Regions from separate parts of the Homo sapiens genome. Here region 2 is linked to region 1. A link is a loop called in an ENCODE intact Hi-C map of the cell type or tissue named here. Cell type or tissue: GM12878. All regions are shown on one strand.

Evidence for each region. Peaks named below come from ENCODE experiments on the same cell type or tissue, not always from the same donor. Only the 100,000 strongest peaks of a DNase experiment are listed, where the experiment ranks them.
Region 2: it touches region 1 in a loop (8-fold over the local background); 5 of 110 quality-filtered maps call a loop at or near these places.

What each region holds. Positions count from the first base shown.
Region 1 is chr6:11,821,686-11,829,685 of GRCh38, forward strand. No RefSeq gene overlaps it. Among named protein-coding and RNA genes, the nearest start is that of ADTRP, 47 kb to the left of the region's middle. In GM12878, a CTCF peak has its summit at 805; DNase peaks (open chromatin) are centred at 3,496 and 6,636; H3K27ac peaks cover 5,032 bases.
Region 2 is chr6:12,048,390-12,056,389 of GRCh38, forward strand. The region is part of intron 2 of HIVEP1 (HIVEP zinc finger 1); the gene reads left to right. Among named protein-coding and RNA genes, the nearest start is that of HIVEP1, 40 kb to the left of the region's middle. RefSeq lists enhancers at 1,113-1,172, 3,437-3,706, 3,737-3,786, 3,807-3,886. In GM12878, a CTCF peak has its summit at 3,908; DNase peaks (open chromatin) are centred at 1,047 and 3,642; H3K4me3 peaks cover 3,095 bases; H3K27ac peaks cover 5,899 bases.

The DNA.
Region 1 (8,000 bases):
CAGGATTTGAAAATTTTATGTGACATTTCTGTCTTTGGTATCGATTCTCAAGGAAGTGTAAAAATAAAATCATTCTTTATTCTGTGACTCAGTTTACTGCTTTTACAAATGAGCACATTATATGGCAACATTCTTCGCACACAGCCTTGAGAAAAGCAGGCCAGTTGTTCTCCTTTGCTTATTTCCTTTAGAAAATCATCAATCATCGGCTCATCAAATCCCCATCCTGCAGAAAGCAAGTTCTCAGCACATGGTTGTTGCATCAAATACATGGAGAGCAAGCGGCTTTGTGCTTGACCTTTTGAGATAAATGCTAAGTGGGAATCCAAGGAGCAACTTTGACAGGAGCTAGTATGGGAAGAAGGCTAGAGCATGAAAGAAGAGATGGCAAGCTGGGGTCTGGGCTGATCCAAGGCTAGTAACTAAAGAGATCATAGGGAAGGAGAAGAGTGTTTTCTTTGCCTTTTTTTTTGTCTTGTCTTGTCTATTAGAAGATATAAAATTGACATTTTATGAGACACTGATAATATTTTAAACATTTATTTCAAAGATTCATCTCGTACCAATTCTAAGTTGCCTGATAGTGTGTTGCTGTTGGTTGACTTATTTAACTGAGTAGTATTACAAATATTTACTTAGTTAACTAGAAACTGAAAAGGACCATTTTTTTTAAGATTTCCTTAGTACTTTTATTTCCATTCACTCATTTATATAAAATAATTTTATTGAGTAGGAAGCTAAAAATGAACACTGGATATGAGGTGGCTGTGATAATGGGACTTGCAGTTCTTGGCTGTAGGTGGCATAATTGACCCAGAGCTCCACGATTGCACTTTGAAATACACGACCACATTCTGCCAAGGATGTGCGACGGTAGGCAGCCCACATCCCAAAGCCCAAGGCTACGCTTCCCCTGGGCTGCCCCTGGCCAATGGCTAAGTGTGGCAGGGACATAAGGCAGGCTCTTTCCTGAAAGACAAGGACTTCCTGTGATGGGAATCATGGTCCAAGGACTGCCCTTTGAGAATCCAAGGATACTCAAATCTCTTCTCTACAATGGCATAGTATTTGCATATAACCTCATCCTGTACATCATCCTGTATACCTTAAATAATCTCTAGATTACTTAAAATACCTAATACAATGTAAATGCTATGTAAATAGTTGTTTCACTGTATTGTTTTATATTTGTATTTTTTTCCAAATATTCAATCCGTGGTCGGTTGAATCTGCACATGCATAATCCGTGGATATGGAGGGTCAACTGTACTTTCTTAGAACCACACTGCAGTCTAAGACACTTGTTCCCAACCACCCTTCCCTCCTTCCATCTTGTCTCACCTCTGAGTTCTAATGGCCCTCAGCCTCCTCTGCCTTTCTCCCTGCCTTTCTCCCAAATCTCTTTCCCCTCTAAATCTGCGTGTCTCCCTCTTAGAGAGTCCAAATTAGCACAGGGTAGGGGAAGAAAACTAGTCATTTATCATCTTGCTGAGTTCTTACAGGGGCCTACAGGATCTACAATCTGGCCCCTGGCTCCTAGGGGGGAATTAGTGTTAGAATAATCCTAATCACTAGATTAAAGCTTTCTGTACCTTTTCCCAGGAGACGGTTTGACTCTCCAAGGTCAATGGTGTTGCTGACCCGGTACCCTTTGTCCTGGATGGCAATATGAAAGTCTTCTTAGCTTTACCCTTTGTAATCTCTTTTAACTTTCACTAAGGGCATTTTCCTTTTGACACATCTTTACTTTAGATGTATCATCACTTTGGAGCCATATAAACCTGGAATAAGTTACTTAAACTACAGGAATCTTAATTTCCCTGTATATAACTTGGGAACAATAATAATATCTATGTTGTACGGTCATTCATTATTTGTTCGGTAAATATGTATTGAATACCTACTAGGCTCCAGGCATTATGCTGTAAAGAGAATTAGTTAAAATACATAAAGCATGAAGCTCACAAGTTGGCTTATATTAGTTGTTCAATAAATGATACTATTACTGATTTGTTGTTATTTTTATTACTGGCATGATGATTGAATTGTAATTCTGCTCTTTAATCTGAGAAATATTTTACCTTTTTATGGTAATTTTTGCATAGATGATCTTATTCATTATTTGCTATTTTTCAAGTTTAATCCTTAGAATCTTAAAACCCCATTTCTCCCGGTTTATCACTCTCTCTTTACATTCAAATTTCTTGAAAGAATTGTCTATACAGCCTGACTCCATTTATTTACTTACCTTCAGTTAGTCCTCAGCATGCTCTAATCCAGTTTTCTACCTTCATCCTTCCCCAAAACAACTTTATCGTAGGTCATCTATGGGCTCCTTGTTGTTTATATGCATTAGCTTGGGCTGCCATAACAAAGCACCAGAGATTGGGGGGGGTTGAACAACAGAAATGTACTGTCTCGCAGTTCTGCAGGCTGGAAGTCCCAGATCAAGGTGTCAGCAGGGTTGGTTTCTTCTGAGACCTCTGTTCTTGGTTTGTGTCTTTACATGGTGTTCCCTCTGTCTGTGTGTGTCCTGATTTCCAGCACCTTGGGAGGCCAAGGCAGGTGGGTCATGAGGTCAGGAGTTTGAGACCAGCCTGGCCAACATGGTGAAACCCCGTCTCTACTAAAAATATAAACATTAGCCAGGCTTGGTGGCGCAAGCCTGTAGTCCCAGCTACTCGGGAGGCTGAGGCAGGGGAATTGCTTGAACCCGGGAGGTGGAAGTTGCAGTGGGCGGAGATCATGCCACTACACTCCAGCCTGGCAACAGAGCGAGACTCCGTCTCAAAAAAAAAAAACAAAACAAAAAAAGCCCCATCTCCAAATACAGTCACATCGGGAGTTAGGGCTTCAGTGTATGAATTTTATGGGAAACAATTCGGTTCACAACATGCTACTTACTTTTTTCCTTTGCTTGTTTTACTTGACCTTACAGGGTAATTCGAGAGTACTATCCACACTTACTTTCTTGAAACCTCTTTTCTCTGGATTTCTGCAACCCTGACATGTTCCCAATTTGTCTCTTATTCCTCTGGAAAAGGAGACCCTTTTTCAAAATTATCTTTCACTTTCTGACAATTAAATCAAATTGAAGTTTTTCAAGATTTTAACCTTAACTTCTTCCATTCCACTCTCTTTCTAGGTGTTCACATCCATCCAGATGGCTTCAGCCTACGTAGAAAACTCTTGTTTTTTATGTGGAGACTAGAAATGTTGTCTTGACCTTTCTATGCATTTTCCCCTGTCTGGAATATAACAGACATTGAGAAAAACAGAGGGTTTTTTTTTTCCTATTCAGAATGATTGTTGTATTGAAACATATTTACCCCATAAAATCACCTGTTATTCCATCGTACCAATACATTCGTAGGAGGGAATTTCCAGACTAATCGCAGATGAATTTGTGTGGCCCTTTACAGAGCTGACCCACATGTGTAGCTGTTCTTGACATGAAGGTGGTGGGGCAAGAGGGGAAATTCCAAGCTGCAGAGTACGTGAAAACAGTTTTTTAAAGTTGACTGCAATCTCCATTGCAACTATTCTGTGGCTCTGTCATTGTATGACTAAGGACTCTGATGCTGCTGCCACACACTGCCAATGGGGAATTTTTGTAGTCTGAGCTAAGTTATTTCATTTGCTAGGCTATGGTGAACAGTTTCAAGATATTATAACTCTCTTGATGTTAGATGTAATTATACAGATCCTGAGATGGTGCATTACCATTACCAATTAGAAATGAAAATCCGGGAAGGGTGTGAGGATGGAGGGGGAGTGAGGGATGAGAAATTGCTTAATGGATATAGTATACCTCACTCAAGTGATGGTGACACTAAAAACTCAGACTTCACTACAATATATCCATGGAACAAAGCTACACTTGTACCTCTTAAATTTATACAAATTTTTCAAAAAAAAATGAAAGGGGTAAAATTCAATCATTCATAAAGAATGGGTGTGTTAAGTGGCTACACCGGGAATCAAGTATAGTGCTAGTGAGTGGAGAGGCGGGGAAAATGGAGGATGGGAGGGTCCCAGATACAAGCTCCTCAACCTCATCAATGTCATGATTGTGCCTGGACCAGCCCTGTTCATTACAATCAGAATCCCTCCTGTGCGTCTTGGACATAAGCCTTAGCTAGCTGGCCAACCTCAGAACAGACCCTGCCCATGTTTGTCCCAAGGCAGCCTAACTCCATTTTTTATTTAGATATGCAATTCTGGCCATTCAAGCTTCTTTCACCAGGAACTATTTAATTATATGCATTCCATGTTCGTCCTGAGGTAAATTAGCCTAAGTGATTATTGTATCAAACCCTCCAACTAAATTGTGCTCAAGGACATCTAACCTCTTAAATGTTATATAAATGAACATAACTGGACTTACATAATTTTTAAATAATGCATGATATTTGTACCTATTTGGGGGGGTACATGTGACTTTTTTATATACGTATACAATGTGTAACGATCAAATCACAGTATTTAAGATTTCCATCACCTCAAACATTATCATTTATTTGTGTTGGTAACAATTTCAAATCTTCTCTTCTAGCTATTTTGAAATCTACAATAAATTATTGTTAACTACAGCCACCCTATTATGCTATGGAACACTGAAACTTATTCTTTTATCTAAATATATATATATATATATATATATACATTTTTAATCTATTAACCAAACTCTCTTCATCCCCCTAAAACACACCCTTGCCAGCCTCTGGTAACTATCATTCTAATTTCTACCTCCATGAGATCAACTTCTAGAGCTCCCACATGTGAGTGAGAATATTGGATATTTGTCTTTCTGTGCCGGGTTTATTTCACTTAACATAATGACCTCTGGTTCTACCCATGTTGCTGCAAATGACAGGATTTCATTCTTTTTTTGTGGCTGAATGGTACTCCATTGTGTATATTTACCACATTTTCTTTATCCACTCATCTGTCTGTGGACACTTAGGTTGATTCTGTATCTTGGCTATTGTGAATAGCGCTTTAGTAAATATCCAAATTCTGCCAGGCTCATACCTGTAATCCCAGCACTTTGGGGGCTGAGGCAGGAGGATTGCTTGAGGCCAGGACCAGAGCAACATAGATAATGATAATGCTTGAGATCAGCCAGGGCAACGTAGACAGATTCCATCTCTACAAAAAACAAAAAAAATAGCCAGTTGTAGTGACATGCCTCTGTGGCCCCAGCTACTCAGGAGGCTGACAAGGGAGGATCACTTGAGCCCAGGAGTTCAAGGCTGCAGTGAGCTGTGATCGCACCACTGAACGCCAGCCTGGGCGACACAGTGAGACCCGTCTAACAAAAGAAAGAAAGAAACAAGGTGTAGGTATCCCTTTGATGTACTGATTTCCTTTCCTTTCGATAAATACCCAGTGGTGGGATTGCAGGATCCTGTGGTAGTTCTGTAGCACCCCCGGGTGGATATGGGGTATGTCAGTGGTACTCCAGGCATGTGGGGTGCGGGGGTGGTTAGGCCCCAAGGCAGGGTGTAATCTGGCGGGGGATGGGCTCCCCAAATGCCACTGCACTGCCACTGCTTGGGTCCCAGGGGTGTGTAGGACCCAGTGTGAACCCATCTTTGGAACAATGCCTACTGCAGATGGCTGTCTGTACTAGTCTCAGAGCCCCCAAAGGCCAAGGGGCTCTTCTGCGCCTAGGAATGTAGGAGTCCGCTGTGCTTGTGTGGACCACTGGGGCCTCTCACTTACCTTCTCCCCCAGCCAATCCTGGCTGCCTGGCTGCTTTGCTGCCCTCTCCTTCCCTGCCCCCAGGGTCCCTTGTCACTTTCCTGCTGAATTCTAGTGTGGTCTCCGACAGGCTCTATTCAACGTGCGTTTTTCTACTCGCGGTTTTGGTTCTTTGTGGAGGAGGCCAGTGCTGGGCGCCTCTTGTCGGGCATCTTGAAGCCTCGTCCGCGCTGATGTATTTATATTCTTTCCATGGCTCTAACTCAAAATAGTTCCAGGAGATATTGGTTGATTTCTTGGATTTTTTGTTTCTTTCTTTTTGTCTAACAAGTTTAATTTTACTTAAGAACAAAACGGGCCAGGATCCGTGGCTCATGCCTGTCATCCCAGCTTTTTGGGAGGCCAAGGCAGGAAGATCACTTGAGTCTAGGAATTCAAGACCAGTCCGGGCAACACAGCAAGACCCCATCTCTATAAAAAAATAAAAAGTAAAAGAAGGTAAAACAAAAACCAAAAAAAAAAACTCCACAAAACTTAGAAATCTCCCTCTCCTTAGGTGACAGAGTTCCCTTGTGTTAGCTTCACCCAGTATGTGTGAGGGAACCTCGCCCCACCTTATCTAAAGCCTTAGGATAGGGACAAATGGGATTTCCAGATATGTGCCCAAATCAGTGCAAAGGGAAAACCTCTAACCAGTAAGAATGATGGGGATACAGATACCTTATGTGACTTTTCTTTGAAGAAAAAGGTAAAAGGAACAGTTTCACCTATTTCAAGTGCAGTTAAATGTGATCCAGGAAAATGAAGGTGATTCCTGTGCTAGAATGATTTGTCCCTCCCATCTCTGTCCCTTTTCCCACAAATACCTATGTATGTTTTCTGTATATGGGGCTACCACTGAATTTAAAAGGCACTTAGAGAAGTGAAGACTTCCACAAAAGAGGAAATGAAAGAGGGATAAAAATGAACTTCTGATTTCAGCTGAACTCACCCAGATGGCAAAGAGAAAAAAAAAAGGTGACAATTTTGACCTCAGAAAGCAGTATAATAGTAAGAAAAGTCAACTTGAGCTCAACTCCAATTTCCTATTTGACGGCTAAATAAATGTTAAATGACTTTGTAAATATTTTTAAATGAGTGGTTTTGGAGTGGGAGTGGTGAAGAAAAAAGGGAAAAGAGGTTAACTACCACACATAAAACAACCAGTTCATGCAGCCTATGGCCAATTTTTACAGCTGGATTCTTATAAACTGCTTGAAGAATTGGGCGAGAGACGGGTTTATGATGTTACCATGGCAGTCCTGCAGTTTTTTGACAAAATATTGTGACACTAAAGCAGATGTACTGTGGGAGGTAGACATAGTGGTTGCGACAAGTATGAAGGAATTTAAGACCCTCACTAAATATTTCAGCGAAGAATGTCTCACCGAACTGCCACAGGATTTAATTAGCTGTGGAGTAAGAGGTGAAGGGTTAATCCAAGGTCAATGTGGAGGACAAGGAAGCCCCTGACACATGCAGCTATTTGATATTTGCTGAATGCCACATTGCAGTCAATTGGAATAGTAAATTAGCCTAGCAGGAGAAAGAATAGGAACTTAGTTTCTTTAAATCAATTGGATATGATGGTGTTCAATTATTTAATTTCCATATGCGTTTCTCTGAGCTTCTTTCTGTCAATCCAGTAATTTCTTCTGAAGTGTTAAAAGTGCCTGCCAAGCAAGGAAGACGTATACTCCAGCTTTCAAAGTGAGAAACAATTTGATTGAGCTCAATTAAGAACAATTGAATTGTATTTAATAGTGTTTGGTGTCTATATTTGCCTCTTTATACTACTTCAAATGTTTTGTTTTGTTTTGTTTTTCTCATTCACGGAGGAGGGGGGGAGAAAAAGCTGTCGGGCTGACATTTTTTCCTACCCACAGAATTCAGAGCAAGCTTGTTTGCTTGAATAGAACAAACTCCGAAACCCTGTCTAGAATAAAGGAAAATTTCTCAGGCATATTGAGCACCTCAATCATTCGTTAATTGAGTCAACAAATATTCCTTGAGCATCTGTTATGGACCAGGCATTGTGCAACGCACTGTCTTCCCACCAATCAAACATAGAAACCCGATAAGTTGGGATATAAAACAATGGCATCTCTTCAAAGGAAAGCCCTCAGGTGGGCAGAAGGTATTCTCAGTCTACTAACTCAGAGTGATTAAACTGTTGATCACCTCTGTAACAAATCCAAGTTGCAGAGAGGTTAACTGATTTGTCAAAGATAACCAGCTACTTTAGTATGTGCAAA
Region 2 (8,000 bases), 230 kb after region 1:
TAATTTAGAATTGAGAAGAGATGGCATACATTTCCAATACTCTACCTCTCTCCAGCAATTCTTGGCCTTCCAACCAATATGCCCATCATCCCACCCCAAAATCTTACCTTTTTTAAAATTTATTTTTTAGTAATCAAGATTCTACTTGTGAGTCACAGAGTATTTAAAAACATGCACAATCTGTTGTTCATGGTACCTGGATACACTCTCTAATTGAAAATTCAACATTTAAGGGCGAATACAGAATGCTTGTTTTTAAAAATACCTTTCCAGTTTAAAGAACCATAGAGGCTAAAACGAGATTGTCTCCTTTTTAGTATTACTCACATCAAAATTATTCAATCTTTGTGAAACTGAGATACAGGCTTGTTTTGTGACCCTTTCTTTCCAGTTACTGGCTCACTTTTGAGCAAAATGGTGAAGCTGTTCTTTCTGCTTGGGGACAGTTTTGTATTATTTTCTCTCTCCTAGTCTGCACAATTCAAACCAAAATCAAGCCTCAGAGTGTTTATGTGGTATCTACTGGGCACACTGGCTGCTTAATGCATTTTAATATGATGTTAGTAAAAGAAAATGTGGAGATAGTTACTCATTGGGCATTATGATGAGATTTTAGATTCCAAAGTCTAGCCAACTCTGGCTTACCCAAAGGAAAATAAAAGAGGTGAGAATACAGCAAAAGGTGGGTGTGGGCAGGGGGAAGAGTATGGGGTGATTCTCCCAAGCCTTTATAACCAGAACATTTATTATGGGGTGTGGGTTACCAAATAACAGGAACACCCTTGAAACAGGTGCTAATATGTTGAAATCTTTTTGGTACACAGAGGCTTGAGATTAATGACATTTCTTATGTCAGGATTCACCTGTTTTTAAGGTGCAGGTAGTGTTGGCAGGCCCCCTCGTGAGCAGCCTTCCTCTGCAGGGTTCTGACCCTCTCTCTTCCTCTCTCTAAGATTTGGCTACTGAGTGGGTCAGCACCTGGAGAAAGGGGATCTGAGTGGTGTTTTAACCCCTCAGGGAGCTTGTGGCGTGACAGCACTGGCTTTCTGTGTTCGGCAGAGTGTGTGAGACCTTGCGCGAGGAGGTGACCATCATGCCAGTTGCTCTGCCTGATCGGATGTGTCTCTTTAAATGACTATACGATATTAAAGTTAAAGGAGGGCTCTTAGATATTTAGATTTTGTCCAGTTCTCTGTTCACAAATCAACACAAATAATCAAAGAAGGTATTTTTCTGTCTGCTTGCTCAGATAATAAATGCTATTTATATGTAGAAAGAAAGATGGAGGGATGATTTACAGATGACTCAAACTTATTTAAAAACAAATTTGTGGATTTCCACTAATAAGCTTATACTTTCATGGCACACTTGAGTAGTTTTTATTAAACTTCCTTTTTCTCGTATGCTCTATTTGGGATTTCAACAATTTTTATTATGTAATGAGGGAATATTTTTGTTGTGAAATTTTTCTTCCTTTTTGATGTAACTGTTAGAATTTGATGAACTGGTTTGTAACATTAAAATGAAGATGAAAAATTACAAGGTATTCACCAAATGAATGTCACTTTCTGGGGTGTTGCTGGCGATGATATGGGCTCTCTGGAGCATATATATCCGGAGGTGCTCAGAGTCTGCCCCTGTTGCTCCTAAGAAAGACAAAGCCTCCTATCTGATCAGCTTTGTCCATGACTCTCTAACTTGTTCTTACACTGACACCATTAACTGCCCTAAATGCCAGGCACCTACTCCGCCAGCCCAGTGGAAACAAGCCTGTATTAGTAAACCGCGATTGGGTTTAGAATTGGGACTGTTCCACATGCTCTCTACTTGCCAGATAAGCCTTAGCATCCTCATCTGTGAATAACGAGAGTTCATGCCTGCCACACATGGGCACTGTAAAAATTAAACACCATCGGCCGGGTGCGCTGGCTCACGCCTGTAATCCCAGCACTTTGGAAGGCCAAGACGGGCGGATCATGAGGTCAGGAGATCGAGACCATCCTGGCTAACACGGTGAAACCCTGTCTCTACTAAAAATTCAAAAACACTAGCCGGGCGTAGTGGCAGGCACCTGTAGTCCCAGTTACTCGGGAGGCTGAGGCAGGAGAATGGCGTGAACCCGGGAGGCGGAGCTTGCAGTGAGCCGAGATCACGCCACTACACTCCAGCCTGGGCGACAGAGAGAGACTCCGTCTCAAAAAAAAAAAAATAAAAAAATTAAACACCATGGGTCCAGCTGGGCGACTCCCATCCTCTCCTCAAGAATCATAAACATCTTTCTTTGCTTTCAAGATTAGCTCTCGCAGTCGGGCCCTGTCAGGCCCCTCCAGACAGTCTCACTGTAGATGCCCTTGCTTTCTAGCCCTTGGCCTGGTGGGCCATTTGCTCATCCTAAGTAGGCCTTTCCTGCTTCCAAGTCTTTGCTCCTACTTTTGGGGGGTCTTAATCTCCACCTATTGAAATGTTCTATTGATGAAGGTAGAAGTGGTGGGAAATGGTATCGGGGAACCACAGGCCAGGCGCTAGGCATGCTCATTGCTACTGGGTTGGCCGTTGCTTCCAGGCCTGTTCAGTGGACGCTGAGTGCATGTGTGTAGCAGATACACAAGTGCATATATATATATATATATATATATATATATGTATATTAAAATAAATATCAGGACGACAGGGTTTTTACTTCACCTCTTGGATCTTATACTTCTGTCTCCTTTCTCTCACAGCGAGAATGCTTGTACTCCTGGAATGGCAGAATTACTTACTTGCTTTGATATACACAGCAGTTCAGACTACTAATGCCAGCACCAATACCACCATTTTTCTTTTGTCATTAGTTTATGTCCCACTACGGATATAGGATTAATGTATTTCACTGTCAGTCATTCTTCTCTGTGTGGTTATGCTACCACCTTATAAATGCAGGGTTCATTTGTCACATTTTATTTTTGATTTTTAGGAGTTTTTATTTAAAATTTTTGTTTTACAATCACAGAAAATATTTACATGACTCCAAAGTAGCATCTAGAAAACAAGATACTGTCAAAAAAGTCCATCTTCTATCTCTGCCTTCTCCCCTCCAGTAAGTAACCATTTAAGAATATTATGTTTTATCTTTCCATTTTTGCCTTTACTATGTGTGTGTATACATAGTGTATGTATGTAAATACTATATAATTAGTGCATTTTATTATTTCACCCTAATTAAATATAATATATAGATAAAATATAAATAGATACAGGTATCTTTACATGTTAACATGCAGTCTAACCATTTTTTTTGTTTCTCGGGAAGGGAGGTGGTGGGGAGGGTGGTACATGAATGGGTATTACTAAAATTACTTTATTAGGTGGGCTGAAGTTTTTATTTGTTTTTGTTTCTTTTTATATAAATCTTTATAAACGCTTATTCACTGTGCTTTTTACTTTTAGTCAGCTTCTCTTTCCATATTTACACTTGTCCATAATTATACTTCAGCAATCTTGGGAGAGAACCTCTGTGGCTTTCTGAAAAATTATTCTTTTATATAAACTTGCCCAGATGAGTTATAGGAGGAACTGTTCTCTCCAGTTTCAAAATGAGTTTACATACTGTGTGGGGGGACTTTCCAACTGAGGATAGCATGTCGTGGTGTGTGGTTAGCCAATACAGAGATCTAAGAGGCTGCACGGCTTTTGCTAACTTGTGAAACATGCCTTTAATTTTAAAAGCAGTCTTTGGAAATTCTACTTCCATTTGTACATGGCTTTAGATGAATAAAGACATGTCTTCTTACGGAATCAAGACCACGGCATATGTATACAGGCAGATGATGAATGTATTGATTCTTTTACTTCACCTTATATTTACTCAACAAGGAGACATCTAAATAATGAAATGCATCTTACTGGAACCACCCAAAGTAAGCCACTTAGAGGGCCACCTAGAGATAGCTTTGTAGAGCATGATGGAATATCTGAGGGTTTTTATTAATACATTTTAACTTTCTTAAACATCATTTAAAAAATTAATGTTCTAAATATACCTCCAATAGTACATGAAACTGTTACAATAGTGTCCGAACCTTATGTGTGTAAAGTTATTTGGTCAGTTTGGAAAATTTTGTAGTATTTGTGAAGAAGGGTACAAGAGCTAACATACATTGAGTATCTACTCTGTGTCTGGTGTGTTCCATCAGTCATCTCTTTCAGGAATTAAAACTATCTTATGAGGCAGATAGCACTATTTAATTTTTTGTTATGAAAGAGGCTGAGACTTGGAGAGTTGGAGTCTCTTGCCTTGTATCATGTACCTAGTAAATGGCCAAACTAGGAATTGAGCCTCAGTTTTGTCTGAAAACAAATTCTTACTGTTCCCAGTGTACCTTGTTACCACAATTTACTTTCTTTTCTTGTCTTAAAATGAAGTCTGAGGTTCTAATTTCACCAGATTAAGACTAGGTAACCATCTGTAAACTAGAAATTTTAATTGATAAAACAATCATTCCTGTGCTTTAAAAATGCAGGCTAAAATGGTTAGGAAATGCTATCTTTTGGAGACTTGTAGCAAATGCTCAGAAAGTAATTTCTTGGGGTTGGGCGGGGATTCTCATCACAGTTTTTAAAATAATTTGATTGTCATTATTGCAAAGCTGTGTAGTTCCTGTAATTGGAGTATTTGCCTTTACACTTCACAGCTATAATTTTCTTCAAGATCGGAAGACTTTCTGAGCAGCTGCTTTAATTTACATCTGTTTTGGGGAAAATATAACACATGTCCATAGTATATGGTGTTCATTATAAAGATTTGCAGTAGACAAGGTATAAAATTATTATAAATATTTCCCAATATGCTGTTCATGTGTGTGTGTGTGTCTGTGTGTGTGTAGGGATATTTTGTGGCATATATAGCCAAATTTTATTTGCTGTTCTTTAAACATTGAGATGTCCTGACTGTCAATTTGTGGTTTGTTTAAAAGAAGAGTGGGATTTTTTTCTAGTCAAGTTAGAAGATAAAGTTTACCAAGGATACAAATAAGAGAAGCAGTATAGAAATGTATTATAAGCCATGGAAAATTATTATAAGAAAACACCATTAATTATAAATTAACTAAAATTTTAGGATATGACAAAAAAAACATAAATAGGTACCTGTGAGTCTTAAGGGGCAAAAGACTAATAGAAATATTCTGAGGCCCTGTGGAGATGGTGTGGGGGAGTTCTGAGTCCATAGCCCTAGGTAAGGGCAGAATTGATTCCATGTCTTGACTGAAACCAAAGTGGAGGTGGGATAGGGGGATGCTCTGTTGGGGGCTGTGTACTGCTTAAGCTAGGATATATTTGGAGAGAAAAGAAAACATTAATTTTCCTTTCTCAATCATAGCAAACCCCTTCCCCCACAAAACAGAAATTGACAAGAGAACCCTAGAGATAAATCTGCCAAGCTCTGTTATATGGTGGCTTTCAGCCCTTTTCCAGAATAAATAGGATGAACATCTTGGTACATAACGTATCTTTTACTTAAGGTCATTATTTTTTTCAATAAAGAATATGACAAATAGGATAACAGAAAGGGAACGTACATTTGATCCTTCTCCATGTGGAAATGTGAGCTACAACTTGTTAGTATCAGAAACGTAGGTTATCTTTCCCTTCTCCATTTCAAATAGTCTGTCATATTTGAAAGCTAATAGCTTTCAGGCTCGCATTGCCCATAACTCTCAGCAACATATAAAACATGCCCACTCTGTGTTTATTTACTTTAATCTGTCAATTGTGATGCCAACTCAAGATATTTGGGATTATTACATTTGATTCACTCATTTGCCTGATGACTCTGCAAATAATTGGATTGATACCAAGGTTTATGCTGTGGAAACTATGGTATGAAAAACAGTATATAGTCTATAGGTATATTTACAAGAAAACATACACTATATGTTTGTTTCAGAAAATTTGGAAGATCCACATACAGAAGTTATAGTCACTCATAACTGTACCATCCAGAAATAACTACTATTAACAATTTGATATCTTTCATTTATATGTATACATATGGATATATATGCATATACCTACATATGTATCTAGACTATATATACATGCACATTTACACACATATACATATGAATATATAACTACACATGAATTTTAAAGCACAGTTGGCATCATACAGTATATCTTTTGGGATGCTCCCCTTAATATTATCTATTACTAGTATTTTTCGGTGTCATTAAAATTCCCTATAAACATCAGTTTCAAATGACTGCATAATATTGTATCACATGACTTCACCATAATGAACTTTTTTTGCTGTTATTAGTTTGTTTCCATTTTATTTGGTTATCGTGGAACCTCTTTTTTCACTTTTCTGATTAACATACATGATTTCATGACATAGCATATTATTTGATGTTGTGCTTCTTGCTCATTAAAAAATCTGAGCATTTGAGAAGAACCTAATTCAGGGTTGTGATATTCATTTGTATGTTTATCCTGAAATACTTCTAAGGAAAAAATTATCTACATGTTAAATACCCATTTTAGAAAGTTACCTTTGTTAGCTTCAGTTTGATCTACTTTCATTCAGTTTCTCGTGAGATGTAGATTGTCTTCTCGCTAGGTAGTCAGACTTCTGTGCAGAACAAGATGGGCAAGTTCCTGCTCTTGTAGAGTTTACTGCCTAGTGGGAAAGTATAATACTAAGTAATTAATACATTATTATAGAATTATACTTGCAATAAACATTACGAACCTAAAGTTATAGTATGTTTTTAGAATGTATACTTGAGGAATCTAAACAGGAAAGAAAATTCTTCAGTTAAAATCATGATTTTCAGTGGCTCACGCCTGTAATCCCATCACTTTGGGAGGCCAAGGCGGACGAATCACGAGGTCAGGAGATCGAGACCATCCTGGCCAACACGGTGAAACTCCGTCTCTACTAAAAATGCAAAAATTAGCTGGGCATGGTGGCACGTGCCTGTAATCCCAGCTACTCGGGAGGCTGAGGCAGGAGAACCCCTTGAACTAGGAAGTCAGAGGTTGCAGTGAGCTGAGATCCGCCACTGCACTCCAGCCTGGCAACAGAGTGAGACTCCGTCTCAAAAAAAAAATAAAAAGTCATTATTTTGTTATCTTTTTTTGTTTCTATTTAAAATAGAAAACCACAATGCCTCATCTGACCAGTTGGCACAAACCGGAGGATACAATATGGACATGGTATTTATATGTTTTTCTCTCACCAATATCCAGTTTACAGGAGAAGAAATCTTTAATCCTTTTGGTTGGATATTTGATTTCTGAGCTGGAATTTTTTTCTAAGCTAGCAAATTTCAGGATACAAATTGAGTTATTTCTGCCAGCATCCTGGATTGGAATCATGAGATTTCATCACTATGATTAAAAGAGCCTTTCCCTGCTCACAAAGCAAGTTAAACAAAATCAGCAAGATGATGGAGATAAACGTGCTTGGTCCATAAAGCCCAAGACAAGTGTTCTATTAAGCTAGTGCTGTTATAAAGTGAGCACAGGGAGATATGGAAGGCTAGTGTGCATCATTTTGGGGAACTGTACTATATGTAATATTCGTGCAAAAGATGAGCTGTTATTTGCTCCTTTTATTTTATATGCGCTTGCTCAGCACCTTAGGTAGCAGAAGTCATATATTGGATTAAATGGCTCTAGGCACTTGTTCTAGGGGCCCTAGTTTTATCCTTGATCTGGTAAAAGGCTGGAATAGAGAAACTAAGGTTAAAAAAAAAGATTAATGAAGAAGCGGAAGTGAAGAGTCTGGAGCAGAAAATAAGTTTAAATGTCTTTGGGATTTATTTGGAGGTGAAATAGGATCAATAAATTACTAGTGTGTTACTGGGCAATGTGAGGTTTGAAGATGAAGGAAGTGTCTTGAATGTACTTACTATGTTGTATAGAGCCTTAGACTCGAGGTAGTATGATGTTCTTAAGGAAAAGTGGAAAGATTAATATTAATAATAATAATCTGTGTTTCCTTCAGTCGAATTCAT